Regions from separate parts of the Mus musculus genome. Here region 1 is linked to region 2. A link is a loop called in an ENCODE intact Hi-C map of the cell type or tissue named here. Cell type or tissue: heart. All regions are shown on one strand. Links, peaks and the distances in the headings refer to the core of each region. The heading gives the core; the rest is flanking DNA. Region 1 overlaps Pcdh7 (protocadherin 7). Region 2 overlaps Pcdh7 (protocadherin 7).

Region 1 (15,938 bases), core at 4,258-12,257, 200 kb before region 2:
GGTAATGAAAGAGGTGTGATGGCTGATGCTATAAAACAGGTAGTTCAGAGGAGCCTCCAGCTAATTGAGTATATCCCTGTGGCCCTGTTTTGATTCCATCACTTCTTAAATCCATCATTTTCTCTTGACCGCAATCTTGCTGGGACCTTTTCTGCCACTTTATGTCCAGCATCTAAAATTAAGGGCTGCTATTTACTGAAGCTTTACCCCGTACCAACCACTAGCCCGAATGCTGTGTTAGGGTATTAATGCTCTTTCCCTTACTAGAGGATTGTGGTTTAGGTATCTGCTTGCCACACAGAAGCAAGGGAACAAGCCACATCCTCTCCTGTCTACCACTTCCTACTAATACCCCCTCACAACTTGCTCCCAGTGGACGTCTCTCTCCATATCTGAAGGTCTGCATTATTATAGCAGTAATGGTAGACTTCAATTTACAAGGCAAACCTTTAAAACGTTCGGTGCTTCTTTTCTACTCCATAATATCTGCTATGTATTTTTTTATCAGTTGTCTGTGTGCTTGTGTGTATCTGTGTGTGTGTGTGCAGGCACATATACCTGCATTTACATGTGCAAGTTTGTGAGTGTGCATATGGAAGCCAGAGAGCAACCTCCCACATCTCTCCTCGAAACAGTACCACCCCCTACCCTTTTTCTATTGGTATTGGTCAAGGAGTTTCAAGACATCTGCCTGTCTCTGAATCACTACTGATGGGATTATAAACCTGTCACTGCACATGACAATATTATTTTTTTCTTTTTTAGGGTCCTGGCAATTGAATTCTAGTCCTGATATTTTGAGGACACATAACTTTTCTGTCTGAACTATTTTCTCCGGCCTATCAACAGTCTTAATACTTTGTATGAGTCTTCCCAGGTTGCTATTACAAAATACTGCAAACTGGGCACATTGAACGCTTAGAGTTAAATTTCATTTTCTCTGAAAAACTTAGATCAAAGTGCTGGTCAGTGTGGTTTCTGGGGAAGCCTCTCACTCAGCTTCCAGCTTCCATGTAACTGCCTGCGTTCTCCTTATTCCTCCCATGCATTCCCTCTGTGCATGCACAGACAGAAATCTCTATGCCCGCTTCTCTGAGAAAAACACTAGCCCTTATCAGATGAGGACCATAACCTTCAGACCTCTTTTAACCTTAAATGCCTATCTGGAAGTACTGACATTCCACAGTTTATGATTTTAATAGATGGACTCAGAAATGCACAGTTCTGTCCATAGCAGAGTTCATTCTTGGTCTTCAGTAAGACATACCAGACTGGACTATAAGCATTTGCATGTCTGCTAATTGTATTTAGTCTTTATATTCAGAGGAGCACGTGCTTTCCTCTTTTCCTGTCAAGAGGAACCTCAAATATGTTTTACAATGATGAAAGATTCATATATGTGCTTTATCTCTGTGGAAAAAATATGAATCTATAATGTGTATGCATGCACATACATTTTTTAAATACATTTCCCAGTTTCCTACATCTAACATCTCATGCATATCATTGAATATTTCTGCAGCATCTAGTTTTCATTGAGATTTATCATTTTAGTTATTTTTAACATTTTGGTTATTTTACTTTTGCTAGCCAGTAAGTGTATAAAGGTATACTAATGAATAAAATAGCAGTATCCACCCAAAAGAATCCAAAAATGTAAATTATTTTTAATGGCAATATTAACACTTAGAAGCAACCATCTATTTTTTCTTAATCATTAAATTCCAAATGAAAAGCAGGAGTTAACTCTCTTTCTGTCAGCATTCCTAGGCAAAGAAACAAAAGAGCTGAGCAAGCCTTTCCTAAGGAGTACTTTTTGGGCCTCTAAGGCTGGTTGGACATTTGACCTCCAACATTTAAAAATGGAAAATGTAATATTCTTCTGTGCAGAGAAATGGTAATAAATAGTGCATGAACAGAAGCGGACTTACAACGTTGCGTTTAAACCTGCTTTTCAGGATATTTAATTGTTGATCACAAAGGCAAAAATCCTTCCAGAGATAACATTTCTGGTGTCCAAAATCAGTCATGGTAAGGTCTGTTTCTTCCAAACCAATACAACAAGGGGTCAGAAATAATAAAATTAACTCCTCTATGTTTGCTGGGTTTTCCTTTCTTGTTATGTTTGTAGCATGAAATTCATGCTTATGTGTATATGTGCATGCAATGTACATATGCATAGGTGTATACAAATATATACTACCCATACAAAGGTAATACAGTTAATGTTTCAGAGAACAAATGTTCAATGCTAACATCTATATGCTATTTAAGTTCTTAGTAGCAATCTAGGTACTTAGCAAATAGAAATGACAGAAAAGATGGGGGAAAAAAAAGTCTTCTTCCAGGGCATCCTTGGAACACTATATAAATCACAATAGCTAAGTTTAGGTTGCACATTATATTCTGGCCATTGAGTAGTATGTAGCTTGCCTGTATGTAATCATCAGTTGATCACAACAGCCACAAAGTCTAACTGATAGTTATCATTATATTGTGGACAATGGGTGTGGTGAGTAGGAGAGTTACTTACTAAGGGTGACTTACTCAGTCACATAGTTTGTAAAGTGCAGAGCTACAGTTCAAGTACAGACACTTTAGCTACAAAAGGCCACATTCGCAACTACTGTGAAGTACAGGAATCAGCTCTGCATTATAGACAACTAGTTTCATGAGACTGAAATTGCATTCGCTTGCTTTGCGGCAAGGCTTCAGTGATATTCTAACCTTGCAATTTTGACACCTTTTATTATGTTCTTGAAATTAGGTCAGTCGGTCCATTTGAAAAAATAGTACCACCTTAAACCTCAATCAAAGTGCAAATTATAGGATGGGAACTTGTGTGTTAGACAGAGGTATTCTCTTTTTTTCTTCCCTCAGCCTGGTCTTAAAATTTTCAGAAATACCTCATCACAAGCTGTTGTTATTTTAATATTTTCCAATTCATTCTCTATTCACAAAGTGTTCTGCATATCATTAGTGCAAGTAGAAGAAACAAATTCATTAATCTTCTGTGAATTGCCATTTGATGCAAGATAGGAAATGCCTTCTAATGAAGAATAAAATTTTGTTAACTTTTTGTGAATCAGCGCTTTAGAAAAATAAAATGTATATTTTCCTCTTGAGGTTTCAAAAGCAAAGGGAAAGGAATTAGTTACAAACTATTTGTAATAACGAATTCTTCTGTTTCTTCAAATAAGTACTGATTACACGTCATGAAAATGTAGTTGCATATCTGTGGGCGGGGGGGAGACATTCCAAATCCTCAATGGATTCCTGCACTATACATGCATGTCTTGTGTCATGCATGCTGGTGGGGTTTGAATATTTTCGCCCCCATCCTAACGGATAGTGTGTCGAAGATGTGGTCATGCAGGAGTGTGCACAAAAAGTCTAAACTCAACAAAGGATAAATCCATTATTGGATACATAATTTGATGGCCATATTAGGAAGTGGCTGGACTTAGGCAGTAGATGTAGGTGACTAGGGGCATGTTCTGGCCTACTACCTTGTTTCTAGTTTCTTTCTTCCACTTGTCTTTGCCTCTTATCTTGTGTGAGGTAAGTTGTTAGGTATCATGGCATATACTCTATCATAATATTCTCCCTCAGTACAGGCCCATATACAATGGAGCCATATGACCATACACTGAGACCTTGGAATCCAGAAGTCCAAATGAACATTGCCCTACTGTTCCTTAAGCATTTTTGTCACAATGATATATAGTGACTAACATACATAGTTACTCCAACAAAATATAATTAATAAATACATATAGTAAGCTGAACAAAAATAACAAATGATGATACAAAAGGATTATAAGAATATACAGTAACAAAGCATATTTAAAACTACAAACATTTTACTTTTGGGATGGTCTTGTAAGATTACCCGACTGTTGCTCACGATGATCAACTGAATCTACAAGAAAGAGCTGCTGTTGCATACCCTTTTGGTAGTTTAAAAATTCATCAGTTTTTATTTAAAATTTACATACATTTGTACAGAACATCTAAACTGCAAATGAGCAGCATTTAAGACTATGCTTTAGTGATTTTTGTTTTTAGTAAAATGATGCTGCTTTAATTCTTGCTGTGCCTAGTGTCTAAAAGAAGATCTCAATAATATTTTCCATTGTTGGATATTTTCTTTTCAACTGAGAAGCTTTTCCAATATATCTATATAGAATATCTCTGTATTCTCTTGTATATTATCTCCTCCTATAGGAAATCCAAACATCTCAATATTGTGGGGAAGATGTAAGGGTTTATTTTAATTCTTTATTTTTAGTGTATGTGTGTGTGCATGTGTGTGTGTGTGTGTGAACTTTTATGAAATTTCATGAAATTTTGTGCACCATATGTATTCAGGCGCCTGTGAAAGGCAAAAGAATCCTCAGATGCCTAGCAGCTGCAGTTGTAGCGGGTTCTGAGCCTCTAATTGGTTTCTGGGAACTAAATCTGAGTCCCCTGCAAGAACATCAAGCTCTTTTAGCCATTAAGCCACCTCTGAGGCCTCCAGTTTACAACTTTTAAGCACTGAAACCAATGGACCCTGATTCTGAAGCTATTGTTTTCTTACTTAGTTTTCTTCTCCTAAATAGATGGCCTCTTAGTTACTCTTGTATGTGAAGATGTAGTATGACCAAGGGAACTTTTAGAATAAAGCATTTAATTGGGGGCTTGCTTATAATGTCAGAGGATCAGTCATGACCTGTTTGGACCATGGTGGCATGGTGCTGGAGTGGTAGCTGAGAGTTCACATCCTGACCCACAGGCAGGAGACAGAAAGAGAGCAAGACTGGGACCAACAGTGGGCCTTTGAAACCTCAAAGCCCAAGTCCTTTAACAAGGCCAAACCTACTTCAACAAGTCAACACCTCTTAATCCTTCTCAAACAGACTCAGTAACTAGGGAGTAAGCATTCAAACCTATGAGCCAACTGTGACTATTCTTATTTAAAGGACCACAGATGGTTAAAACAATCCACCGTTGCTATTTCCAACTAAAGCAAGTGAAATACAATAACCTGCTAGGGGGTGCAGTTAATTTCCTGATCACACATGAATTCTTATGGAGTGTCCACACCAACTCCTTTTCTTTCTCTTATAGCTGCTATTCAGCCACAGCAAACATATAAAAGCAGTCAGCACTACAACCCCATCACAGTTTGTAATTGGAGAACTAGGTATGAATATCATAAATTACTATATATTCAATAAATCAAGATTATGAACAAAGTCAAGTCTTGATCCATTCTATTTGAGTGGGAAGGCTTGCCTAAATTTATTATCTGGAAGAGGACAATTATTTATGATTTCCTAAGCTTTACTAAATACATAGTTATACCTGGGTGGGTAAAAGAATAGAATAATTTGAAGTCCTAGTGTGTGTTGTATTCTTATATTATGCATACTTACTGAAGGTCACTGGGTCTTATGTGTGCTTCTTGGGTATGTGTTGATGTAGGGTTATTTTGTTGTTTGGGAACACTTGTCAATTCCTAGTAATAAAGAAGATTAATACTAATCTTATATAGTATGCAGGAAATAATTGCCTATGCTTGTGAGTTCCTGAAAATTCCTAGCTACTAATTTTAAGTTTTTTGATAGTTCTCTTGTAAGAACAATTGCCACCGAAGCACAAGGGAGACTTGCTGCCTGGTGGCAAGCAAAGATTCTGTTGCTCTCTTTAGCGTCTGTTTACATTCATACTTTGCTTACAATTTTAGATGCAGTCTATAATAGATGTCCTGTTTCTTCCGTAAATGTCATGGCAAATGTGTTCGTGTGTGTGTGTGCTAACACATATACACTAACTACATAAATCTATATAAATTAAATTAGTAGAAAATAAAGAAGTTCTGGGTTCTGCATTGTGGTGAGATACATTCCATATAGAGAAAATGAGAATAATTTATGTGAAGCCTAATTTAAAAAAAAAAAAATAGATGCCCAGAAGCATCTCTTGTCTTTAGTTATTATGGCAGGCAGACTACTGGAAATTACCTTGTGTTCTCATTAGATGGGGTGGTGGTTTTTAAACTTTCTTTGGCTTGTAAGAATGGAGAGTGTTGATACATGCACTGCCAAGTTAGTTTTCATGCTGTTTAGTATCAGAAGGAAATTACTTAGCACATACTGCCCTGCACAAGGAAGACACTGAAACCAGAAGTTCTAACAGTGCAACTCACCTTGTAACACCTTTGTTTTAGTGAGCACAGTCTGAAGAGGGAGGCACATGCAGAGTTTCTTAAATTCATTTGAGTTTCTAATCTCTGATGTTGAGCAAATACCCAACTTTTTTGTTATCTTTTTTTCCTTTGTTCACCATTGAACAGTCTATCTTGTTCATCATTGAACATTTTATGCAAGATAAGAGAAACTCCAAGTCCAGCTGTAAAAACTGTGGGTACTAATGAAAACGATTCCATTTGTATAATGATACTTACGTTTTTTTGATAAAGACAAAGGGAAATTCGAAATGAAGTCATGATTCCCAGTCCAAGTATTTCCTAGAAAAATTAGTTTTTACAAAAAAGATTATATTGTTACCAAAAATAGCAGAGTTGTCACCTTCCATTCCTGGCACTCAACTGTGGAAGAGAATTGAAGACACATTATTTTATCACTCAGAGAAATCGCTGAAATGTCTTATTGAAGAAAAGAGAAAAATACACTTCAGAGCTAGTGTGCAAAGTCTCAATTTAGGAAAAGGAAAAAAAATCAAGGATTTTGCTCAAGGGTCCAAAAAAAAAATGTTTGGCTTATTTCTTTTTCATCACTTAAGCTCGTTTCTTGCTGGGCTTTTTATTGAATAATTGAAAAAAAAATGGGTAAAAGAGGGACTTTTTCATCAAAGGCAAAAGGTAGTAAGAAATAAAAGTACTGGGGGAATAGAGATAGGAAGTTGTGTCTTTCTGTACTTTCATGATTGCCTACATTTCTTCCTAAACTTCTAGTTGAAAAGGTTTGGGGGAAAAAATCAGCCTGGAGGAAAAAAAAAAACAGAGAATAAAAGCTGAGATTCTGTGCTCCTTCACCCCCAGCCCTCCCCACCCCCTCCTTCTCCCCTCACCCCCATTCTCTCTCACACGCTAGCGCACTCATCACACAAGCCACCACCATCACAGGTATGCGCACACCCACCTTCATAAGCTCATGTTATTTTGTTTTAAAATGATCACTATTTATGTTTGCAAAGTTAAGTAAACAGCAAGAGTTTATTTGATGAGAATTAACATTTAAGGGGACTCTTAGAATTTTTTGAAAGCTGTTTTTTGTTTTGTTTTGTTTTGTTTTGTTTTTAAAAATAAACCTTTTATTAATGCTCCCTTGATTTCAGGCTGCGGAGGAAAAAAGCTGGAAGGAGAGTGCTGGCAAATTGGAAGCTTGGTACTTGGCCTTCTTCTTGCCAGACACGAGGCTGTGGGCAGGATGTCTCTCCCTTGCTACTCTGCCTCCTCTGCAGCAGTCAGTTTGTGATCATCTGCGATGCTGCTCTTTTCCTCCCCCAGGGGCAGCCTGTCAGCTTTGGCACCACTTCTGGTTTCCTCCTGCCACGGAACAGGCTGTTTTCACCTGGCCTCAGAGGGAGTCAGAGGTCAGGATCGAGCAGCCAAGAGATAAGAATATTTTAAGCACCGGCTGCCCTTTCTATTTCAGTATCCAACCTACACAGAAGAAATGTAGATTAGTGAATATAGATTTTTTTTTTTTGGCCAGAAAATTTGCAATATTTCTTGGTTATGTAAATAAAAGTCTGTGACACAGAGCTAGAACTCAGTTTATCTGAGGCATGTGCCTTATACAATTCTTAAGAAGGAGTACCACAAATGTGATTCTAATGATATTTCCAACATATGATGTCTAAATGAATGTTGTTCTCTCATGTATTTTATTTCTCATTGTTGGTGCCCTCTTACAACTGGAATATACTCAGAAACTAATAGTCTTGTTTGATGACTGCCTTACACATCTTATTCAGGAATAATAACATAGTATGAATGAGACTATAATGGGAACCATACACACCCCGGGGGAAAGACTTAACAATTCTTTGAAACGTTGATACCTGACAAGAAAATGGCAGTATAGCTTTGATTCCTCCCTCCTTTGTAGTCTTGCATCAATATTGCAACTTTGGCTATGGGGCATCAACTATTCTCATTTCAACTGAATTAAAATGTATTTTGTGCACACCCTCCTTTACAATTCAACAGTTTTTGTTCTGATAGATTTCTAATGGGTTTCTTCCTTGGCTGTTAATCTTTAGACGTCTTTGTTGGTCTTTGTTGGGCAATCCTGCTTCACTCTCTTTTAGTCTGTCTGTGACTTCGGACCAAAACAGAACTATTTGATTGTAACTCTTCACTCTAAATTCTTCACACTTGACTTTTGGTTATTTTTAGATGTCAAATCACCTTCAAATGAGAACTATTACTGTCACTGAAGATACGGAAAGGAAAGCAGCCTAGGGTTTGAGCAGCTTGCCTGTGGAGGACTTATGCAGATGTGTGTGGTGACAGCAGCATTACTGACATGTGTACCCATTCCAAGGCCCATTCTGGGAACATACTGATTCATCTGACACCATGTTACTTTTTTCTAAAAATAGACATGTAATCTCATATATTTAAGCCTTGCATTTTTTAAAAAGGGCAATGATTATACAAAGTACTCTAGAATTGGGATGTCTGCAGAAAAATCCTAAGGATTACTTTTTAAACAATTTTTTTTTTACTATTTTTTTTAGGTGCTTTCCAGTGTTCCTTTTTGAGCTAAGCACCTATCATGTGTTCTATTAGCACTGTAACTTGTTATCAACTGGCTTTTAGATAATCCTGCCTAAGTGACAGGTTGATGACAGTTTTTAAGATATTGCCTCTCCAAGTTATATTTCTGTTCATAGAGGGTGCTAGAAAAGCAGAGAGCCTCGGTGTGAGACTTTTAATGGAGGAACTCAGAGAAGAAATGCAGAGTGCAGGGGAAATGCTAGGAGGCCTAGGGGACATTTCTCCCATTCCCCCTAATCTCTCCTTGATTCACTTTGTTATAGTCCATTTAGAATAGATTCTTGGATTTGAGTCCAGCTGAAAATTAGAAATTCTTTGTATAGTATTGATGTCATTAACAACTTTCTCAGTTCAGTTGATACGTCAGTCTGTGGATATTATGTTGTGTGTGTAGAGGTATATGTGTGTATTATGTATCTATATGAATATTTATATATGATTTATATATGTATATATGAACAATATATAAACACATGTATGTATATATGCACATATACATATTATTGTATGTTGTATACACACACACACAACAAAGTAGTAGTGCTAGGGTAATTAGAAATCTAGAAACCCTTCTTTTCCAGGAAACAATGCAGGTCAATAGCCCTGGCCTAGAGAGTAGCAAAAGTGAGAACACAAAATTACACCACAGTCACTTCTGAAAAGTATTAAAAAGAAGTAACAGGAAGAAGGACTTTTTAATAATGGTCTTTTCAGGCTTCAAGATAAAGATGTTGAGTGGATATCTCCAAAGGATGCTCCTGTGTAACACACGGCTGGGTTATCCCCAAAGAATGCTCTTGTTTAACAAATGTTCATTTCCAGAGGATTCACTTAGACGGGAGTCCTGCAATGCCAAGTGAGAGCGAAGGAGTTGGTGTTTAAAAGGAGGATCTCAGTGTGGTCTGCTTCCATTAAAATTCCCCCCATAATATTTTGGCACTTCAGCTTCCTGATGTTTTATCCTGAGAATGTCTACCATCTCCTGAGGCCTTATTTTCAGTAACTATTCTTAAAATTTGCCCCATTCATTTTCAGCAAAACCTTGCAGGATCTTTTTCTAGTTCTTGTAGAGCAGTGGTTTGAGCTAAAACATTGATTGAATCATACCAAGGTAGAATTATACAGGTATACATTAGTGGCTTAATAAGTCAGTAATACCAGGGGCTATTTGCAGGAATTAGTAATTGACATGATGAAAAGAAAAAGCCTCAAACAACAGTTATTTCAAATAAATCTGCCTGATGAAATGTACTTTTTCTTTCATACATTGGATCATTCATTCATTTCCCTCTTACACGTTTTTTCATTTTTTTCACTTTCATGTTATGTAGTCTAATAACTATAAATAAATGTCATTGCACTGGGTTGTTCCCACTTGAGGATCAGTGATCTGGGTCACTTATATCTGCAATGTTATGATGAATGAATCAGCATAGAGCAATGCAATTAATTATTTAAAACAGATTATATGATGTGCCTTAATATTTTAAACGTTTTATTGAAATTTTAAATTACTTGCTGTCATTGTATTTATATTAAAATTTTTAGGATACTGGAAAAAATCAGGCTTTGTAACATTAAACTGTTTTAATATCCTTTCTACAGACAACATTGAACAGAATCTAAGGAAATAAGGGCACTGTGGGCACAATCAGGAGACTAATGCACTTCCTGTCTGAGGTTAGCTAGTGCCTCTAACCAGCACTTTCCAGTGTTTTCAGGCATTTTATTTTATTCTATTTTATTTTATTTCTTACTCTTCTATTAGATTCCCTAGAGTCCCTGTATCAAATTAGGATGAGAATCATGAGTTAAAACACTACCTTCTCTCACAGGATTCTAATTGTTAGAAGTTACAAATGGGTTTCACATGGTTAAAATCTCTGTGTTGGCAGGGTTCTTTTTCTTTTAAGCAGGTAAGGAAGAAGACTTTTCTTGAAATTTTTTTTCAGCTTTTAGAAATTGCGTAAATTCTGTGGCTTGTGACTGGCTTTCATATTCAGAGCAATCATTAAATAATTTTCATTATAATAATTTATTCCGACCCTTATTGCTAGATTTCTCTCTGATACATTTGAGACAGGATGTTTACATTGAGTCCACATAGACAATTTTTTAAAAAAAAATGTTGTTTATTGGAAAACATTTTCAAATGTTGTTGAAAATTGGAAATTTTCATTTTTTCCTATAGTACTCTTGTTCACAGTTTTTAGTACATTTATCTTACTTTGACTGTACTTTTGTGTGGAGGTGAGGAGGTATCCTCAGTTGCAGGTGCTTTCAGAGATAGGGGAGGAAACAGGATCCTCCACAGGTACAGTTACAGACAGTTGTGAGCTATCTAATGTATTCTGGGACCTGAACTCTGGTCCTCTGCAAGAGCAGTATATGTTATTAATAGCTGAGCCACATCTCCAGCCTTTTGACTAAAATCTTAATGCCTCTTTGCTCTGTGAGGATTATACATAGATTCCCTGCATTATGGAGAAAACATCTTTGTGAATCAGTCTTTGTCTCTTTTAGATTTAATAGGTAAGCTCCAAAAATTGAATAACCTCACTTCATAAACTACCATATGTTTTATATCAAAATGAAAAAGACTTGATAACCAAATATTTTTCTTGTGTGATGAAAAGTTTATTTTCATATAGGAAACATTAACTTATTTTGAAACATGGAATATGAGTTTAGTTGCCAATTTACCCTTTTATAGGATAAAGGCTGAGGAATTTTATTATTTCTTGAACTTCTCAAGTATAAACTATCTATAAAACCTATGGTGGTTTCTTGCTGTGATCTGGCTGAACTCTACTCAGAAACAGTAAATAGTGTGGCCAACCTTGAGATATAGGAGGTCTCATTTTCTATCTTTCGGTGTCCAATCTTTCAGCTGAGTTGAACACTAGGAGTCCAGTAGGATGTTGTAGGTGGTAGAAAGTATAGTTAGGCCACGAGTGAGAGCTTCTCAAGAACAGTGTCTCTACTTCTTAGGATGGCACATGACAATGACCCCACTCAACCAACTGCATGGTGGACATTGTCAGGGTCATTTTGAAGGCAATTTGATGAAATTCTAATAACTGGTACAAGTAAAAGTGTTCCCTTCTAATTTCCATTGCTGTAGTGTGCTACCACAGAATGCCACGAGAATCATTTTTTGGAGTACTACTTATCACTTGGAGAAAGGATTAATTGTTCATTATAAAAGAACATGCTGTCAGTTTTCTTGGATGTATTCTGCTTACTTCCCTGTACATGCATTTTGTGTGAAGATAATGAGTCCAAGATGCTGTCATTTTTGCAAAACAAAAAACAAAACAAAAAATAATCACTCCCCACCTCTGGTAAACAACTGCTAATGTTGATTTGTCTATTTGGTTTATAAAGTCTGGTAGGAGTTTGTGTCTCCTTTCCTGAATGAAAACATTTCAATAGGTTTGTGTTTTTTTCACTTCACCATGGAGGCAGGCTGAAGGTGGGTGAAGGAAAATTCAGTCTTTGGAACTCTGAAATGCATTAAGCTTCTCTCTTGATTTAACACAAAATGATCAAAACCACATGCATGCCTGGAGTTATTCTGTTTTTTTTTTTTTTCTATTGTAATCCTGGTGGGCTTTTTTTTGTAGAAGTGGTTCAGAATACATTATCTTTGAAGTGGATTCCAATTGTCAATAAAACATGCCTGGAACATTATTCTTCTACAGGGAAGCAAAAGAGAAAATAGATAAGTGACTATATCGTTCTTTTTAAATACAATGCCCACAAAACTCTATTATGACTTTTGTATTTCATACGCAACCCACTAGCCCTGCTGATGAAATTATGGCATCAAGATAAACAGTAACAAGAAATCCTTGAGTAAAACAAGTGCTTATGAAACAAGGGTGGTACAAAGGAGATTAGACTATGACTTGGCTTTTGAAAAGTCTATGTCCTTCCTCCTCTGTATAATTTTAGTGTAGAAATATCAGGCTATTATTTACAGGTTTCCTTTTTTTTTTCTTGTTTGTGAATGTGATTCTAATAATATCTGCACAGTTCTGGAGCTCAGGTGAGAGTAAATAGGTGAAAGTAATTTATAAATTGTAAACTGCTATACAAAGTTTATCTATATTTAGGGTACAGATGCTAAGGAGGCTGCTAATCTCCTACAAGTCACAGGGCAGCAGCTCACGACATAAAATTATTCTACACCTGATGTTACCAATGCCATGGAAGTGAGGCTTTGTCCAGTTGTGAGTAATATTTGCTCTGGTTGATTTCTAACAGAGAAAGGTGAAGCTTTTGGGAAGTGACCATCGATGCATGGAGTGTTGAGTTGGGGAATAAAACATTAACTTCTTCCATTTTTCTATATTTTTTCTCTTTTTTTATTATGTATTTTCCTCAATTACATTTCCAGTGCTATCCCAAAAGTCCCCCCCACCCTCTGCCCAACTCCCCTATCCACCCATTCCCATTTTTTGGCCCTGGCGTTCCCCTGTACTGGGGCATATAAAGTTTGCCTGTCCAATGGGCCTCTCAGCCATTAAAGGCTAGGCTCACAACCATTTTTCTATATTTTTATTTAAAGATTTATTTTTATTTTATGAATTGAGTGATTTCTGGCATATTTATAAGTGCATTCAATGCATGCCTCTTGCCCTTAGAGGTCAGAAAAGTGTGCTGGATCTCCTGAAACTGGAGTAACAGATGATTGTAAGACACTATGTGTGTGCTGGGAACTGAACCTGAGCCTTCTGTAAAACCTGAACATGCTCTCAATCACTGAGCTATCTGAGCAGCCTTTTTTTTTAAATTAGATATTTTCTCTATTTACATTTCAAATATTCCTGCTTCCTAGTCCTGGAATTCCCCACACTGAGGCATCGCTCCTTCACAAGACCAAGAGCCTCTCTTCTCACTGACATCCCACAAGGCTATCCTCTGCTACATATGCCTGGCTAGACTTCTTCTGTTTTTAATTTAGGCAAATGATTTTCCACTGGGCAAACACAGCTATAAGCCATAGGACATGGGGAATTTTGAACATTTCTCATATTGTTTGGTTTTCCTAGCATCTAACTTGATCATCCTGGGCATGGAGAGAGTGGTAGTGTGAGTATGTGCTAGTGGTGAAAAATAAAAGCTAACCTCCAACTTTCTTAAATTGAATATCTATGGAGAAGATGATCTTTAAGAGGAGTCAACCCTAGATACTAATTTGGAAAGCAGAATTTTCAGAAATATACTTGTATTTTGGTATATTTATAAATCTATATAGTTAACAAATTTTAATTTTGGATGCATGGGTGATTTGCTTGAATGTACCAATATGTACCATATGCATTCCTGGTGCCCAAGAAGGCCAGAAGAAGGTGTTGGATCCCCTGCAACTGGAGAGACAGACAGTCATCATGTGGGTGCTAGGATTCAAATTCAGGCCCTCTGTAAGAGCAATCAGTATTTTTAACCACTGAGTCACCTCTCTAGCCCTGACTTTTCTGTATGTATGTGTGTAAATGTTCATGTATGTGAATTATGGAGGGCATGCCTGTGTAGCATCAGAGGTCAACTTCAGGTGTCAGTCCTTGCCTTTCACCTTGCTTGAGGCAGAATCTCTTTGGTGTTTTTTCTCCTGTGTACTCCAGACAAATTGTCCCATGAGCTTCTGGAGAATCATTGTCTCCACAGTCTATCTCTTGATGGGTATGCTAAGATTACAGAGGCTGGATTGTGCTATGGTATGCTTCTGACTTCTAGGTGGATCTGGGGAGTCAAACTGATGTAAAACATTTTTACTCACCACCCTCCTTCCCAACCCTGTATATTCTTCCCTTGAGTTCTTTTCTGTTCACTGGTCATATTAAAATATAGAAGGCATCTTGTTAGAAATTGTCTTTCTTCATTTATGCTGAGTCTTTCATTCACCAAGTTCCTGACAGGTACTAATCTAGAGACAGTGTGTATAAAAAAAAAAAAAGAAAGAAAGAAAGAAAGAAAGAAAGAAAGAAAGCAAGCAAAATGTTGTCTATGCTTGAAGCCAGTATTATAAGTGAAAGCTACTGCAACACTTGGAACAGCAATGTGGAAAGCTGTGGGTGTATGAAGAAGTGGGTAAGAAAGACTCACTTAACTATGTATGGCTAAAGCTCTTTCAGATTGGGTAACATTCATAGATGTCCTTAGGACACCTTGGTGCTTTCTGACAAAGGAAACAGGATGAGTTAGAGCAATACACAGAGAGATCCCATGTAGTGGGATGGAATTAGTAGCAGGTGAAGCTGTAATGTACACCAGAGTTTCAACTTACAAGGTCTTCGTGCATTGTGTTAAGGCATTTTAGAACGTTAAAGAATTAAACAGGGCCCCCAATGGAGGAACTAGAGAAAGTATCCAAGGAGCTAAAGAGATCTGCAACCCTATCAGTGGAACAACATTATGAACTAACCAGTACTCCAGAGCTCTTGACTCTAGCTGCATATGTATCAAAAGATGGCCTAGTCGGCCATCAATGGAAAAAGAGGCCCATTGGTCAGGCAAACTTTATATGCCCCGGTACAGGGGAACTCCAGGGCCAAAAAATAGGAATGGGTGGGTAGGGGAGTGGGGGGGGGAGGGTGTGGGGGACTTTTGGGATAGCATTGGAAATGTAATTGAGGAAAATACGTAATAAAAAAAAGAATTAAACAGTTGTTCAGCCTATGATGCTATGAATGTACAAAATGAGTTAATTTTAAGAAAACGTTTCTAGCCATTATACCCTTGAGTGGTGTGAGTCATTCAGAATTTTGTCTTTCAAATCCTTCAAAATAATATCTTACCATTGATTCTGCACCAATTCAATTATTTCTGAGTGAGCTAAATTTACTGAAGATTTTTTCTAAAACATTTTGATCTTCAGAAGTAGTAGCATTTAACACACACCCTTTGCTAGCCTATTCTGATTAGAGAACTGAAGATCAAAGACATATTTTGAGGATAAGAGTCTCATGTCCTTTTCTCAGCTATAAACATTCTTTAAATCCTCACACACAGTAGAAAATATTTCCTGAATCATTGGTATATAAAATGAGAAAACAGTTATAATTTGAGAACATATTGTTTTAAATGTATAGACTGTATAACTCAGTTTTAAATGACATGTGCTTGTTCCTAACTTCGA
Region 2 (15,938 bases), core at 5,062-13,061:
ACCAGAAAAATAACACCCATGTCCTGTTATTCTCTGAAAGTTCACCAGGGGCTTCCTGTGCTTAACTTTAGAAATTCCACAACAGTCAGTGACAATATTTTACAAATGTGATTCTCAGTACCAAGGTTATATTATTTTTTATGCAATAAGTGATGTGTTTATATAAAGATAGAGAGAAGGGGAGATATGTTCTATGAAAGTTTGGTGAGGTATGGGGGGAAAGGGATGTCCCAGCAGGCCCATGCCAAGGCATTCCTTCTTCCTGATGATCCAACCACATGGAGGTATAGTATAGAATAGAGTTTTTTAGGGCATGGGGAAGGGAGTTAAGAGGGTAGTAGAGGCAGAGAGAGTGGAGGGGAGGGGATGGGAGGGAGAGGAGGGAAGAGGAGAAGAGAGGAGGGGAGAGGAGAAGAGAGGAGGGGAGAGAAGAGGAGAGGAGAGGAGAGGAGAGGAGAGGAGAGGAGAGGAGAGGAGAGGAGAGGAGAGGAGAGGAGAGGAGAGGAGAGGAGAGGAGAGGAGAGGAGAGGAGAGGAGAGGAGAGGAGAGGAGAGGAAAGGAGGAGGAGAGGAGAGGAAAGGAGGAGGAGAGGAGAGGAAAGGAGGAGGAGGAGCAGAAGGAAGAGGAGGAGAAGCAGGAGGAGGAGGAGAAGCAGGAGGAAGAGGAGGAGGAGAAGGAGGAGGAGGAGGAGGAGGAGGAGGAGGAGGAGGAGGAGGAGGAGGAGGAGGAGGAGGAGGAGGAGGAGGAGAGGAGAAAGTAGAGGAGTAGAGGCCGGCCATGAGCACATGGAGAGAGGGCAGAAAGGACTGGGGAAGGGTCGAGGGGACACAGAGGGAGCAAGAAGGGAAGAGCAAGAGAGCAAGGAGGGGGCAAATAGCCCCTTTTAGAGTGGGTCAGGCTTACCTGATTTTTGCCAGGTAACTGTGTGATGGAGCTTAGACAGAATGCTAACAATAAGAGCCGGACTATTGGGCTTTCCCAAACTGTTCTCCATACTACTGTATTCTGTGAGACCAAGTTCCCAACATTCTCACAAAGCATCACAAACTCTTTACCATCAGTGCTTCTTTAAAACAACATCAACATCTCCTCTGATGAAACGCAAAACCCATCCCTTGTTCTTGTTGCCATGTGAAACCGTTTATGCCATTCCATTCTTCTTGTTGCCATTGTTAAGCTTGCTTGTACCAACCCTTTCCTCATGTTGCCATATGAAATCTAGCTTGTATTATTCTTCATGAGTAAAATTTCAACTGGGAATGCCTCCTGAATGGCAAAGATTTTTTTCATTAGGTTGATCCCCTACCCTTCACATGTGCCATTTTTATGTCTCTTGTTCGAGAACCTTCTCCATGTCAAAGCTATTTATGAATATTATTTTACATGACTTGGTAAGTTGTGATCCACGTTTTCCTCTGTCTTGGTGCTTATGCACTTGCCACAGTTGCTTTCTTATTTCTCACAATGCTATACACATTATAGTAATCCACCCTTTGGTTTTTCCTTAAAACTAAGAAAAGATTTAGTTACTTATTAAAAGCTTTCGTATATTAGGGATTTGTATGCAGAAAATAGTCTATTTCACCATGTTAAATGGAACTATCTGGCTGCAGACTCAGAGCATGTGGATTCTATAATTTTTTTTTCCTGGCTTGCAAGATTCCCACATTTGATTCATCCAAAGATAAATGCTGATCCTAAAATAATCACTCTGAAGTATTTAAATTTATGAATAAATTGGTTTAATTTAAAATATGTAGGCTTTAATTTTAGAAAAGAATTTAAACTTTCAAATGTTTTGTGTAACATTTTTTAAGTTAAATACACAACAGATAAAGGTAAGAAACATCACCAAACTTCCTAAAAAAAGGTCCTATCCCATCAGATAATTGAGTTTTTAATATGGAGATATTCTTTTAATTCAACAAGCCTACACGGTACTTAAACCTCGAGAATTCTGTGATGTTAATATTTTATGATAGCAATTAGTTTCCAGGATTTCTCAATTTACAATCTGACTAATGCTATTGCCCAAGCTTTAGGTGGTTCCTGTTAAACAGACAGGAAGGTTAATCAGAAGTGTGTCAGAGCCAAAGGATGTTGAGAAACTGGAATATTTTGAGATACATCGTCTAAACAGGATCATAGAAAGATGAAAAGGATTACTAAATTCTAAACCTCAAAAGTTTTTCTGATAGCTGCTTTCCTAAACATTGGGATTAAAAGTTGAAAATACTTTTAGAAACAAGAATGCAAACACATACTTAGACAAATCCTTATCTTTATAGGAAACTTCAACAATGTTGCAGCCTTTTGGTAATAAATACACTAAGAAACATATTTCTGTGAAGAGTCAAACTTTTTATAGAAACAAAAATTAACTGTTATTTTTAATTCTTGGGCCATTTATATATCTAGTTTTACATTTCAAATTGCTGTCATAAATGCATTTAAATATGCAAGTTAACTTCTGCAATGTCTAAAATGTCTTTAAATAAACTATTTAAAAGAAACACTTTAAATGAATATTTTGCATTTGAATATAAACACAAAAAGTCTCAAAGACTTCTTTAAAAACCAAACACAAAATCTTACATGGAACAGGCCTTACACTTCACATGCAGTTTTTTCATATTCAAATAATTATTAAAATGCAAATAATATATTCACTTTATTAAGCATTTCTTTTCATTTTTCTATATAATTTTATTTGCTTAAAATGTCATATGCTGTCACAATTAAAGCATGCATTTAAATATTATTAAACATGAATATTTTTACTAATTTTATTAGTTGGATCTTACAGGGTTTGTGGACTCCAACTAAGTTGAATACCTTTTTCATGAATATAAGTGAAGGTATTTTGATGCTGTTGTTTTGTACCCTTAGGAGAACATACCAAACACAACCATTCTGTGTTATTATGTAGCAACCAGAGAGTGACAGCAGGAGGAAACAGTAGAACACTGAGAATTGAAAAGAATCTGGCTTAGGGTTTGTTATTAGTCTTATCCTGTTACTTTTTTCTTTAACTTTGTTTTTAAAAATCTATGCCCATGTCCTAAAGTCCCCAAGCTACTCTGTTGAGTTAAAATGTTAGAAATGGATGTTACCTTATTTTGTCTAGCAACCAGCGGTATTCTTGGAGAATTATAGTTGTAAGTCTAGTGATGGTCATCATCCAGAAGACCTTGGTAGACCCCCATGGTGATATATGCCTTTAATTCCAATACTCTGGAGGCAGAGGCAGGCAGATCTCTGAGTTTGAGATCAGCCCTGTCTATAGAGATTTCCAGAACATCCAGGGCTACACAGTGAAAACCTGTAAGAAAAGAAAGAGGGAAAGAAAGGAAGGAAGAAGGAAGGAAGGAAGGAAGGACAAAAGAATCAGTTTGCTTACATCATTTTTGAGATTTATGTTTCTTAAGGAAGAAAAGTAGAACCTACGCTTTGGACCTGGTTTTGTTGACAGAGACTTGATGGACACCACGGGGCCGCAGCTGCTCATTTTCCCCTTACATATTTCACCATCTCCCTTCCCCAGGTGTTGCTGTCATCACTACCTTCCCCTTCCTTCCCTTTCCTCATGGCAAGACGCATGGAAGAAGAGTGCTGTTAAGGCCTCTCCATTAATCAACAGGTATGGCGGTCCTCAGCTGCCCCCCTCTGAGCTTCCCACTGCTGGTCTAGCTATCGCTTTTACACATAGAACACATGATTATCCACTACACAGTGCTTGGAAGTACGAAAGGACTGTTGGACCCAGTTTCTCTTTACATATCCCACCTGTGACACATTGCAATCTTTCTTCCAATTTGTAGAACTTTTCCCCTTGAATGCTGCATATAGAATAATTACTGATGCTGTTCTCAAAAAGGTGTTACATCCAACCAGTTGAAGAGAAGTGATCTTGTTTTTATCAGTATGTCACTTTCAGCATTCTCTAAATACTTACTGATACAATAAGTTTAAAAAGATCTCTTAGAGACTGAACCCCCAACCAAAGAACATACATTGACTGGATCTAGCGCCCTCCCCCCAACACACATATATAACAGATGTGCAGTTCAGTTCTTGATGGTCCCAAACAGGAGCAGGGGGGGATCCCAACAGCTGTTGCCTATCTGTGTAATATGTTTTTCTAGCTGGGTTGCCTTGTCTGGCCTCAGTGGTAGAGGAAGCACCTAACCCTACAGAGACTTGATGTGTCATGGTGGGCAGCTACTCAGAGGGGGCCTCCACCTTCTTAGAGGAGAATGGGATGGGGGCATGGGTGAAGGGACTGTGGAAAGGGGAACCAGGAATGGGGGCAGTGATCATAAAATAAAAATACTTTTTAGATTTTAATTCAGATTTTAGTCTTCCTTGCATTTTAGAAGCATGGTACAAAAAAACATATTTTACTACCCCTATCACTGAGTTATAAAAACTTAGGTGTAAGCCAATTCACATATATCTGGATTTATATCCAAAATGCCAATCTGGTTAAACAGAAAGCATGGTAATTACTTGTGGAAAAACTTTTGTCAACTCATCTGGTGGCTTTTGAGGAAGATTGAAGTGTCTGTTGTGTTCAAGCTATCCCAAGATACCCTTTAATTCAGTGTATTACATTTTGAAAGAACTGGATCCTCAGGGCACAATCTAGGAGAGTCATGACTAATAAAACATGAATTCACAGTGATCTATGGGCAACACCCGTCCTCTTGATTTCCTCTTCCACTGGTGAAACTAGTCTTTCTGGCTCCTGCAGGGGCTTGCTTCGGAGATCTTAAGGCTCCTCATTTTGTCCTGTGACTTTCTCTGGCTCTTTAAGACATGTGACTACAATACTGCCTTTGGGCTAGGAAGACTGTTGGCAGATGTATTTACACAAAACTGAGTGTGTCTGTAAGTGTGGTTGTGTGGGAGAACTGTGTTTGCAGTCCTTAGAGCAGATGTATATTAACTGAACAATTCGCTTTTACTTATATATGTTTAGCTTCAGTTCAAAGACAATAAAGAATCTCTCTACTGTATCTAAGTATGTTAAAATGTCATCAAACCTGAAAAGGCAATGAATCTCAGACAAGGTGATTAATCTTTAATTAGTAACATACGGCTTCCTATCAAGTGATCACTGCTTGATTACACATCAGAAGGCCTCTCGCCAATGCTTCTATTTTTTATGTTTAGTGGTTTGGGCCTGAATGCAACAAATTTTCCTGCCATCACATCTGACTCAACAGATTGAGTTGATCATGCCCACAGGTATTTGTGTAGTTGGAGTGTTACATGTGAAGAATATTTCACCAATCCCTGTTTGAAAAACATGCAGTTACAGCCTATTTAGAGGTTCCTGTGTCAGAATTTTGGCCTCCATTTTCTTACAAATTTAACTACATCAATGGATTACTTTTAAATGTGTTGATCTGTGTATAATAGGTGTGAGCCCTGAGGATTGGTAATGTCAAATGTAGCAAGGTCACTAGCAGTGTCTTGAGTGAAATGAATCTTGTGTAGGGTCTGATGCATCCCGTGCCACTTAGATACGCATTCACAGTGACCTCTGAATTTGTAGAGGGCAGAGCTTCACATAGCTCTTGATGTGTGCATCTTTAGTGTACATGTTGAGTGAATGTTTACAGAGCAGTCATTTCCCCTCCCACATAAAGATGAAATTTTATCCTCACTTACTCAATGAAAGAGGTGGTTCCAAGAGAACATATTTGAATTAGGACATAATGGAGAAGCAATGTCCATTTCAAACTATCCCATCTGACCACAAGCAAAGAAGTTCAAACTGAATGCTTATCAGTTCAGACCTAGAAATCAGTTTGTGCCTTTTTCCTTTCTGTGAACTGGCAGGTACATAGGATACATGATCTTTTATGTTTTTGTCTTATTACTCATGGAATTTTTTAAAGTGGAGATGTAGAGATTAACGGCCAACAAAGTCAATGTTAGTAGGTCATGTTTGGATACTCCACATCCCTCTGGAAGACTTTTGCCTGTGTGCACAAGGAATCTCCATGACACAAAATGTAAAGGGGGCTCAATCTCTAGTGTAATTTAGTTCTCCATGATCTTTCTCCCTCCCTTCTTCCTTTCCTGCTTCTCAGTCCCTTCACTCCTCACCACTCCTTGGTAAGGTTGAGCTGAAATCTACCCTTTAACTTGAATCTGTTTATCAGTATTTTCTTTGGGAAAAGGAAAGCTAAATGCTACTTCTTTTCCAAATGAAAGTATTTTCAGACTTAAATTAAGGCTGGTACGATGTGAAAATGTGTAAATGTTTATTTATCTCTGTATATTTCATTCCTGGCTTATAGCACAACTCTTTAACTTTTCCATTACTTGGTTGCAAATTCTTTTCATGTTCTAGGTATTATAACTTTCCCGTTTATATCAGAACAATTTTTCCATACAACAAGAAATTCATGATGGGTCATTCTTTTTTTTTTTTTTTAACTCCTACTTAATGTGTTTGAAGAGTCTAGAAATTACCTTGATATCTCTTCAGACTTGAAAGGGAAACACAGTTCAGAATGATTCAAGACTTTGAATAGGTTTTTACATAAGTATGTGGGTCTTGACTGTAGGCAATATATAAATAGAATAAATATGGGTATAAAGTAGATTTAAGTTTAGAAACAAAAAGCAGTTTGGAAGACCTTATTCTTTATTATAGTGAATCTTTACCAAAATTCTAGCAAATTCAGCACTACAAAGATATTATTAAGTTAATGATAATGCCAGTGGAGAAAAAGAAAAGATTCTCTGAGTTCAAGTTATTGACTTAACTGACAATATGAGATCATCTGTAACAGTAAATTTCACAGAGGTCAAACTAGAGCAAAACAATAATAAAAAAACTGGGTAAGGCATGTGCTGTCAGAGCTGTACTAATAAAAGCTACTACAAAGTAAATTCTTCACTTATGCACACTCTTGCTTAATGCCAAATTGCTGTCAATGTCCCTTGGTGAGTTCTATTTATGAGCAGATTACAACACACTCTCAGAGGCCCTGCACATCTAACTCTCAGTGAGTGCCGACACAGAATATATGGTCTTCCTGGAGCTGTGAAATTTAATTAATTTGCTGGCAGAGTACAGTTTTCACGCCACATGCCTTTGCCCTGACCCTGCTCGGGACTTCCATTTTCAAATATGCTTTATATATTGTAAACCTATATCATCTTAATGAAACTTTTCCACATGGTAATTTCAGTGCTTGACTTAATTTTCTCAAAAGCGCCAGTGCCTACATAAATTCTTTTTTGCTGTAATACTAACTGTCATTTGCTAAGTTGCATGAATATATGCATGTCCCCCTCCAATTTTTGATATTCAGATCTCAAAGCATTGCCCTTTAGGTATCACATTAAATATAAGATTCTTAGGTAAATTTTAAAACAACAAGAAACCTCTATCTTCTTTGTCTCTCACATCTATTTGAGGTAAATGTCATGTATACTGTATTTAATATCTTCCACTTAGTACCATAAAGAGCAATATGGACCAAGGATGCTACTGATTAATCATCCCTTCAAATTCTCACCTACTGCATAAGTATACGTCTCTTGAATGACAACCCCTTCAATATTATTTCTGCTTTTTATAACATACGGAAGTCTAGGGATTTTAGAAATTGGTATTTTGCTCTAGCTTTGCCAATAAATGGACAGAAGTATGATTCGTCATCTGTAAAATGGAGAGGCTAAGCTAGTTAAGAGTGACTGTCAGTGAGACAAAGGGTTTTACTTTTATTTCTAAAGCTATATCCTTGAGAGGAATTCTAGAACTTGGTTTTACTCTGTGATGTGGAATAGTATGATCATGCAAGTAATTATCTCACTTTGCTACAGTTTTGCTTCAACATTTTTCCAAAACACCTATGAAAAAAGGAAATAAATTCATTGCTATAATTTTAGATTGTTGCATTTTACTATTGGAAATGTATGTATGCATGAATTACATAAACATGCATTCATATATGTGTGTGTTAGGTATTTAGATGTAAGTGTTACCAGTCATTGAGACGGTCTCCTCTGCCTGCCATATGTTAATGGGGAAATGAGAGTCCAGTCCTGGGGTTCTTAATGCAAGAATTTAAGAAAGAAAAAAAATCTAAAGGCCATTTTATTAGAGTTCAGAAGAAAAACCCCAGGACAGGCAAGCTTTAAATCTCAGCAGCTGCCATTAAAAAAAAAAAAAAAAAAAAAGGTGAAGAGGGTTAGAGAGAAAATCATCAAGCCACATGACAGACAAGCAGCCACATGTGGGTGACAAGGGCTTTAAGAAAGAAAGAACGAAAAAAAAAAACCTTAAACTCTGGACAAATGTAGAAATAAAGAGTCAAAGAGAAAAGAAAGGAAAGAAATAGGAGTTTCTGCTTTAGGACCCAGAAATGTTGGTACACCTAACAGAAACCTGTGGAGAGATGTAACAACTGCCCAGAGAGCAAGGAATTCTGGGAAGATAAACTGGTTTTTCTAAGTAAATAAATTTCCAGGTAAATATCTTTAATGTGGCTTATAGCAAATGAGAATTCTGAAGGTTGGTCCCTTTGGCACGGGAATTGACTAGCTGCAGTCGATTAACACTTATCGAAGGAAACTATCCTTTGTCTCCACCAGAAATAGAGTCTATTCTTTTGAAGAGAGTGAAATAGATTTTGGTTAATGGACATCCAATGGAACTCGTGTGTGTGTGTGTGTGTGTGTGTGTGTGTGCGTGCACAGACACTATAGTAGAGACAGATGAGAGAGTGATCTCAAACTTTGTTGTCTCTTCATTCTAGAAACAAATGACTGCATGACCACATGAGAAAATGTCTCTCCATGGAATTATATAATATAGTACTTGCTTTTAAAAATGCTCATTGAAAACTGATCTGTATAGTCAGTTGTTGATGGTCTGTACCTGAATTCCAGCACTCAGGGGGCATAGTCAGAGGGATCTCTGAGTTCGAGGCCAGCCTGATCTAGAGGGTGAGCTCCAAGACAGCCAGGGCTACACACTGTAACCATGTCTTGAAAACAAAGCAAAAATAAAGAAAAATCAGAAGGACAGGAGAGAGAGAGAGAGAGAGAGAGAGAGAGAGAGAGAGAACTCGTCCATAAAATAAACTATTTTGTTAATTTTACATCAATGAAGATGTTAATCTCTAAGTTGCATACCAATTTCTATTTCAATTATTAACATTCATAAGATAGAAAGTTAGACATAATGAACTCTACTGTTAATGCCATTTATCACCAGTCACATGGCAAACAAGCAGCCACATCCTGGGGAAAAACAGGCTTTAAAGAAAATGGAAAACAACCCTACAGAAAGACATGATACCAGCTATAACTCTGTACAGTCGTTTGCTGATTTGATTCTCAAGTTTTCCATTGGGGCCTATTATTATAAATTGTAATATCTCAACGAAGAAGTTGACTCCTTGGAGAACTCTACAATATCCAGAGACATTTTTACTCAGATCTGTTACTGGAACTAGAAAGCTGATAATTTCCTTGTGAGTACCTACTGCTCACCTTGTTATCTGTGGTCTAGATGCTCTTTATCTGCTGTTATATGAATGATAATCACATTGCTGCAAATGACTTATGAAAGTCATTTGCTTGATTATAGTCGAGCCATTAAGGTACAAAATATAAAGTCTTTGCAGAGAGTCTTATACTATTTTTCCTGGAGGAGATTATGAAAAAGTTGGTGAAAACTAGCTGAGGGAGGAAAAGAAAGCAAGAATGCAAGATGTAAGGAAGGAAGGAAGGAAGAAAGGAAGGAAGGAAGGAAGGAAGGAAGGAAGGAAGGAAGGAAGAAAGAAAGAAAGAAAGAAAGAAAGAAAGAAAGAAAGAAAGAGAGAAAGAAAGAAAAGAGAAGGAAGTATGGAAGGAAAGAAGAAAGGAAAGGAAAGAAGGAATGTAGGAAGGAAGGAAGGAAAGAAGAAAGGAAGGAGAGGGAGGGAGTGAAGGCAGGAAGGCAGGTAGAAAGAATGATATTGCAAACCCATTAGCCAGTGAGAGAAGTGTTAGCAAATATTCTAAATCTTTGTTATTGAAAGTATTGCAGTAGGACGCTAGAAGTAAAGATCTTATTTTCAGCTGAAGCTTTCTTTTGCATGAATGTACTGCATAGCGTCATAGCTTGTGTCACCGAGATGAAATAAAGCAGATAAACATTTCTGTACACAAGAAGCAAAACGCCACTGCGTGGCATGACCTGCTGCTTTTCTGGAAGAACATGGACGATGGTCGGCTGTTTGCAAAGTTTGACAAAAACAAAAATTCTTTGTAATCTACATTCGACTTCTTTTATAGAGGTGAAACCTGTAAGGAGAAAAAAAGGGGGTAGCTCAACCTAGAGAATCAGGAGCTGCCTAAGAAGTGCTTGCCACCACCACTCCTTCCCTCTGGACACGTTGCACTGCAGTGCCCTTCTGTTTGAGTTTATAGCAAACAAAACAGAGACAGTCACTGAAGATTCCCAGATAAACATTAAGCAGACATAACCATCATTATTTGTGCTTGTCTGTCCCTCTAATCAGCACAGCAGACATCAAGCAAACAAACAGAACGTCTTGTAAAGAAAACTCTTAGCACAGATGCATTAGCTGATGGCAGTAGGATATCAGTTAATTGAAGGGGATGGCGGATCCTCTTAGATGAGAGGACTGCACATTGTTCAGGGGTTTAATGCTTTGCATTCTTTCTTGGATATACTGGTTGAAAAGCTAGTGAGTTGAAGTAATGAAGTAAATGGTATATATATATTTCCTCAAAGCAACAAAGAAATTGGGACTACAGCTTGGTATCCTACGAAAATTCAACAAAAAAAAAAAAAAAAAAAAAAGAAGAAAAAGTTCAATCCAGCTCTATGTTTATAAATATAAATAAAGAGGAGGTTGGGAAGGGCAATAGTTTTGTGAGGGTGGTTTACAGTACATTTTTTCCAATAATGACTCCAAGGACATTTCTTTATATTTTAATTGGTTATCAAATAAAAAAGTTTGTATTTGGTATGTCTTTAAATATATGAATTAAACAGGTTTTGCCTCTGTTGTATATAATAATGTGTCTTCTATAAGGTGTCTTTTTTAGCACACTGAAATTCTAGTTTCTCATATAAATGAAAGCCAAGATAAATTTAAGCTCCTTCTGCCCACTGAGGTGGATAATTCTGTGTTAGCTTCAGGGTGAGCGAGAGAAAGAAGCAGGGCTCAAAAATTAAGGATATGTATTGAGTCACTTAAAATTAAAATTCTGACTATCTCTCAGAAATTGAAGACAGGAAGCGAGTATTTTCTTGTGTGAGAGGACAGAGAGAAGAAGGTAGAATAAAGCCAGGCAGAATAAGTGACATATTCTTGCAAAGAGCAATGAAAAAAAAAGGAAGCTTCAATGATTTTAATGGAGTTTGTTTAATGCTGTTGGTAGCTCTGCTTGCATTTTACAGAATAAGGCAAGCAGGTAAAGTGGAAGCAGAAAATTAGGAGTCCCGAAGGTGGAAGAAAAAGCCAAGGTGTTTTGCAGGATAAATTGAATTGATACAGTCAGACTGAAATAGGCAGCATAGCTATTGAATGTTGCCTGTCCGTACATCGTATCAACTACATATCAAACGAATCTGTGCACTGCCTTTGATGTTGGCTGAAGAGTACCAATACAATAGGATTCCAGGGAAAACACCCATGTGTGTTTGTGTATGTTTACAACCTTTACAAACTTTAAAGGGAAAGTCAGAAAATAAAAAGTGTAATGTTTTGCAATATTGTGTTTAATGAGTCCATTTTAGTTTGGGGAAGAGTATAGTGTTTTTTAAAATAAATTATACTTTTCTATTTTTGGCAATATTTTGACAAAATAAATTAGTTGATCATGGATTGTGAAATGGTTCATAAGTTAAATTTTCAATTTTTGGACATCATAATATATTTAAAGGTTATAATGCTTATTCTTTATATTTTTCAGAGATTTTAAAAATCATTCCCAATCTAACTAAGAAAAAGTAAATTCTATATTTTTATATTAATGACTACTTTTTTGGAAGTTCTCATTATAATGTGCAGAGTTCAAATTCATTCATTAAAGAATAATTAAAATAATAAAATTATTAAGTGGTAAAACCTAAAAGAAACATAACTAATGTACAATAAGGTATGCTTTATACATAACTATATTTTCTTCTACCTTTAATGGTAGTACATATAAAACAGTAGGAAAGTACACTTTAAAGAGCAACTTCAAGACTGTGTGACCTTTTGTGGTAATAAAAGAAGGCATTTTCTTGAATTTATTGCATGAATCTCAAAGCACTAGATTACCCAAAAAAGGTGGTTCCAAACTGAAGTACTGAGTCATGTGTAATGCATACTAGCACTGCACTTATAAGTTCATATGCATTTAGCTTTTACTTTCAATTAAAATTTATTTATGAGATTTCTAATGGTAAACTGTTTTTTTTGAAATTTGGTTATAAATTGAGGGCCACTTAAAGGAGCATTTTAATGAAATGATGTCCTTTCCCTTAAAGGCAAGTGTTTATTCTAAATACCCATGGGTGTTCAAAGTGGTATGTGCTAGGGGAATATGTAATATCCACCTCAGAATTACTCACCAAAATGATTAATTATTTTCTGAGCTTTCCTGAATGTTACTGTCAGTGTTGTAAATTATGTTGTCTTATGTGATGAGTTAAATATTTTTTTTTAGGAAGAAGTAGAATTAGAAGTTATAACCTAGTTTTTTTCTGAGTATTTATTTCTAGGAAGAGAATAATAACCAACCCTCAGCAATTGTTAGACTACCTAACTTCCCATGATCAAGTCACATAGAACCACCACTCCAGCAGTTGCATCAAACTACCAGTTCCAAACTGAAGTACTGAGTCATGTGTAATGCATACTAGCATTGCACTTAAACGTTCATATGCATTTAGCTTTTACTTTCAATTAAAATTTATTTATGAGATTTCTAATGATAAACTGTTTTTTTTTTTTTGAAATTTGGTCACAGATAGATAATCTAACCACTCAGTGATACCTTCGCTGCCTTAAAGGTGGAATAAAGAGTAGCCCACATTAAGCTTCCAATAATTCCTGCATACATTGTTGAAGTTCAAAAAGGAGGCATATTTCCCATAATTACCTAAAAATCATAGTCCCCAAATACATCTTAGATATGTTGCTTCTAAGGAGAAAGGGCATAGGGATTAGATGAAATAGAAATTTGATATTCAAAATGAAGTTATAAACTCATGGATCATGAAGGCATTTGGGGAAATAATTGTAGAATTTATTTATGTTAAATAACACAATGTGGTATCACATATGACTGTTTATTTTCATCAAATTAGATGGGGGAAGAACAGAAAATATGAAGTCTCAAAAATTTTTGACGTATAGACAAAAAAGGAAAATATATAAACTTGTAAGTTTAAGAGAAAATATTAATAGAATCTCTCACATATCAGTTAATCAAAATGTCTTTGTTCCTTTCCATCTAATTTTCTGTCTTAAAATTTTCTTGGACATGATTAATGCAAGTCAAACTTATCCACTATTCATGTGAAACTCAATTTAAGTTGTATAATTTAATTTCATATAGAAAATAAAACCATGACCAAATGAGACAGAAAAATACTACTTTTTAAAAAATTAAAATTATTTGATATTGAAAGCAAAATAAACATATTTACCTTTTATTTAAATATAGAATTAAAATATTAAGTTTCAATCAATTAAATAATCAATGTGAATGCAACATGTGACCTAGAAAAAAAGGAACACAAACTCTTTCTCGACATTTTTACTCATATCTTGACATTTAGCATTTGTTGATCAGCAGGTGTCCAAATTTCTCTTATTTCAACAGATATTCTCTTACATAATTAATACTGTTGGGTCTCATTTCTTACATGGGAACATTTCATAAAATACTGTGTTGCTGACAATCCTCTTTTAAAGTAATGAGTTTCAGTCATATTAACTTCATAAAATCATTTAAATAGGCTTACAAAGCACCATGGAACATTGGCAACTTAAAGCTCAAAGCATTTAAAATTCCAGAAGGGATAAATCTGTTTTACAAATCTTATTCATGATGCTCTCTCAAATTAATCAACCTTTGTTATCACCAAATATTTGACCTGCAGGTTATATAAAAAGCTGCAATGTGTGTATTCACATATGTATGCATATAAGTATATATACATACATACAATTGTTCCTAACTGAAAGTAGATAGAAAATATAAATTCATGAAATATATTTACATCTAACACTTTAGCAACAATCTTGAATTCATATTATTGTTTATTTTGATATTTTGTCCAGTTTGTCTCTACTTTTGAAGGAATTGGAAAGAGCTTGGCTAGGCTACCACCAGGAGTAAACATCTTGTAGAAAACATTATGATACCAGCACAGTCCAAGTAAGCCACACCTTGTCCTACAATTTTTCATGTATCTGTACTTGACAGGACAGGAACATAGCAACTAATTTCATGGCAAGAACAGAAAGGACAGGCATTGTTCAAGTCCTGGGGTACTATTGAGTCCCTCATGGACCACAAAACTAAGTGACTGTTAACTAATTGTGTTTGGGACATGAGTCTACTTCATTCAAAATAATACATCTAATGATTAAACCTATGTATTTGGCTTAAAACTTTTGAGTTTCCTGTTTGTTTTGGAATCTGGTGGTATTAAAAACTCTTGCAGCAAACTCTCAGATCCTCTGGATCTTGCAACCTTTCTGCCTCCTGTTTTTCAATATTCTCTGAGGCTTAGCAGAAGTTGTTTTGTAGATCCATCAGTTGGAACTGTCTTCCACAGCTTTATATTTTGATTGGCTGTGGTAATTATTTTGTTTGAGTGTTTATTTTACTTTAACTCATATTTATGCTATTTTTCCTACAAAGGCTTGGATCCTGATTTTAAATCTGTAAGACACATACCTATATTAATTAGTTCACATCTTATTATGTTCAGTTCACTAATTTTTCATTTTAGTTGTTTTATATCAAACATGATTTTCAAAATTTCTTTTGTTATCAGTAGTTTTTAAAATATAATCATTTTTATTTTAAGTGTATACAATTTACATAGAATAATGAAATTTAAGTATATTCTTTGATGAATATATTATGTCTATGTCAGCCAATTCTAACTTAAAACTGGGAGATAAATTAGTTTTGTATCAATCAAATCATGCAAACATATTAATTAAATAATCTTTATTTTCACAACCATAACTATATGATCTATTTTAAGTTAATGGCTAATTATGTAGAACATGGATTTGATTCTTTCACTTTCCTGCAAATTGCAGTGATCATTGATATTAAAAAATTGTTTTATGCTTGTTTGAACAGATTATTAATATACTCTTTAGGCCTCTAGTTTTTTCTAAATCTGTTCTCTTCAGAGATTACAGAAGAGATGTAAAATTATTTGTTCGTGGAATTCTAAGCATTCAGCTCTCAGGACAAGTGCTGCCTAGAGAGGCTGAAGTTCTAAAAATGTTAAAGCAGACTATATATATAGGCAGGCAGGAGAGGGAATATATTGGGATAAAGATTTAGTGATATAACAACTAGCTTTGTCAAGCAAGATAAAAATATATAAGGAAGGGATGGTAAGAAGAGAGGAAGAGATGGAGGAGAAGGCAAAGCAAAGAGAAGAAAAGTTTTCCTAAATTTATAAGTGTTCCTGGTCAAATTATTACAGATAATTACTTTCTATAGCTGGTTGGGATGACCAGTCTCATCTAAAAGTATTTCTCCAGCTGAAAATTTTTCCTGTCCTGGAAATTTTTTCATGATAATTAATCTTCAGCATGTACAACATGATTTAGGTAGCTATCTTGCCCTCATTAAACACAGTCTGCTCTTTCTGACCACTAACATTATAACTCATCAGCCTTCCCAAACAGTAGCTGTTTAAAATCAAG

Evidence for each region. A loop is a pair of places that touch in the nucleus more often than their neighbours do. Peaks named below come from ENCODE experiments on the same cell type or tissue, not always from the same donor. Only the 100,000 strongest peaks of a DNase experiment are listed, where the experiment ranks them.
Region 1: a loop joins it to region 2, with 2.7 times the contacts of the local background. A loop is called at or near these places in 2 of 42 quality-filtered maps.

What each region holds. Positions count from the first base shown.
Region 1 is chr5:57,735,619-57,751,556 of GRCm38, forward strand. The region is part of intron 1 of Pcdh7 (protocadherin 7); the gene reads left to right. Among named protein-coding and RNA genes, the nearest start is that of Pcdh7, 26 kb to the left of the region's middle. In heart, for the core only: a CTCF peak has its summit at 7,515; DNase peaks (open chromatin) are centred at 7,533 and 8,493; H3K4me3 peaks cover 347 bases; H3K27ac peaks cover 979 bases.
Region 2 is chr5:57,938,623-57,954,560 of GRCm38, forward strand. All of the region lies in intron 2 of Pcdh7 (protocadherin 7), which reads left to right. Among named protein-coding and RNA genes, the nearest start is that of Pcdh7, 230 kb to the left of the region's middle. In heart, for the core only: no CTCF peak of the experiment used is centred there; no DNase peak of the experiment used is centred there.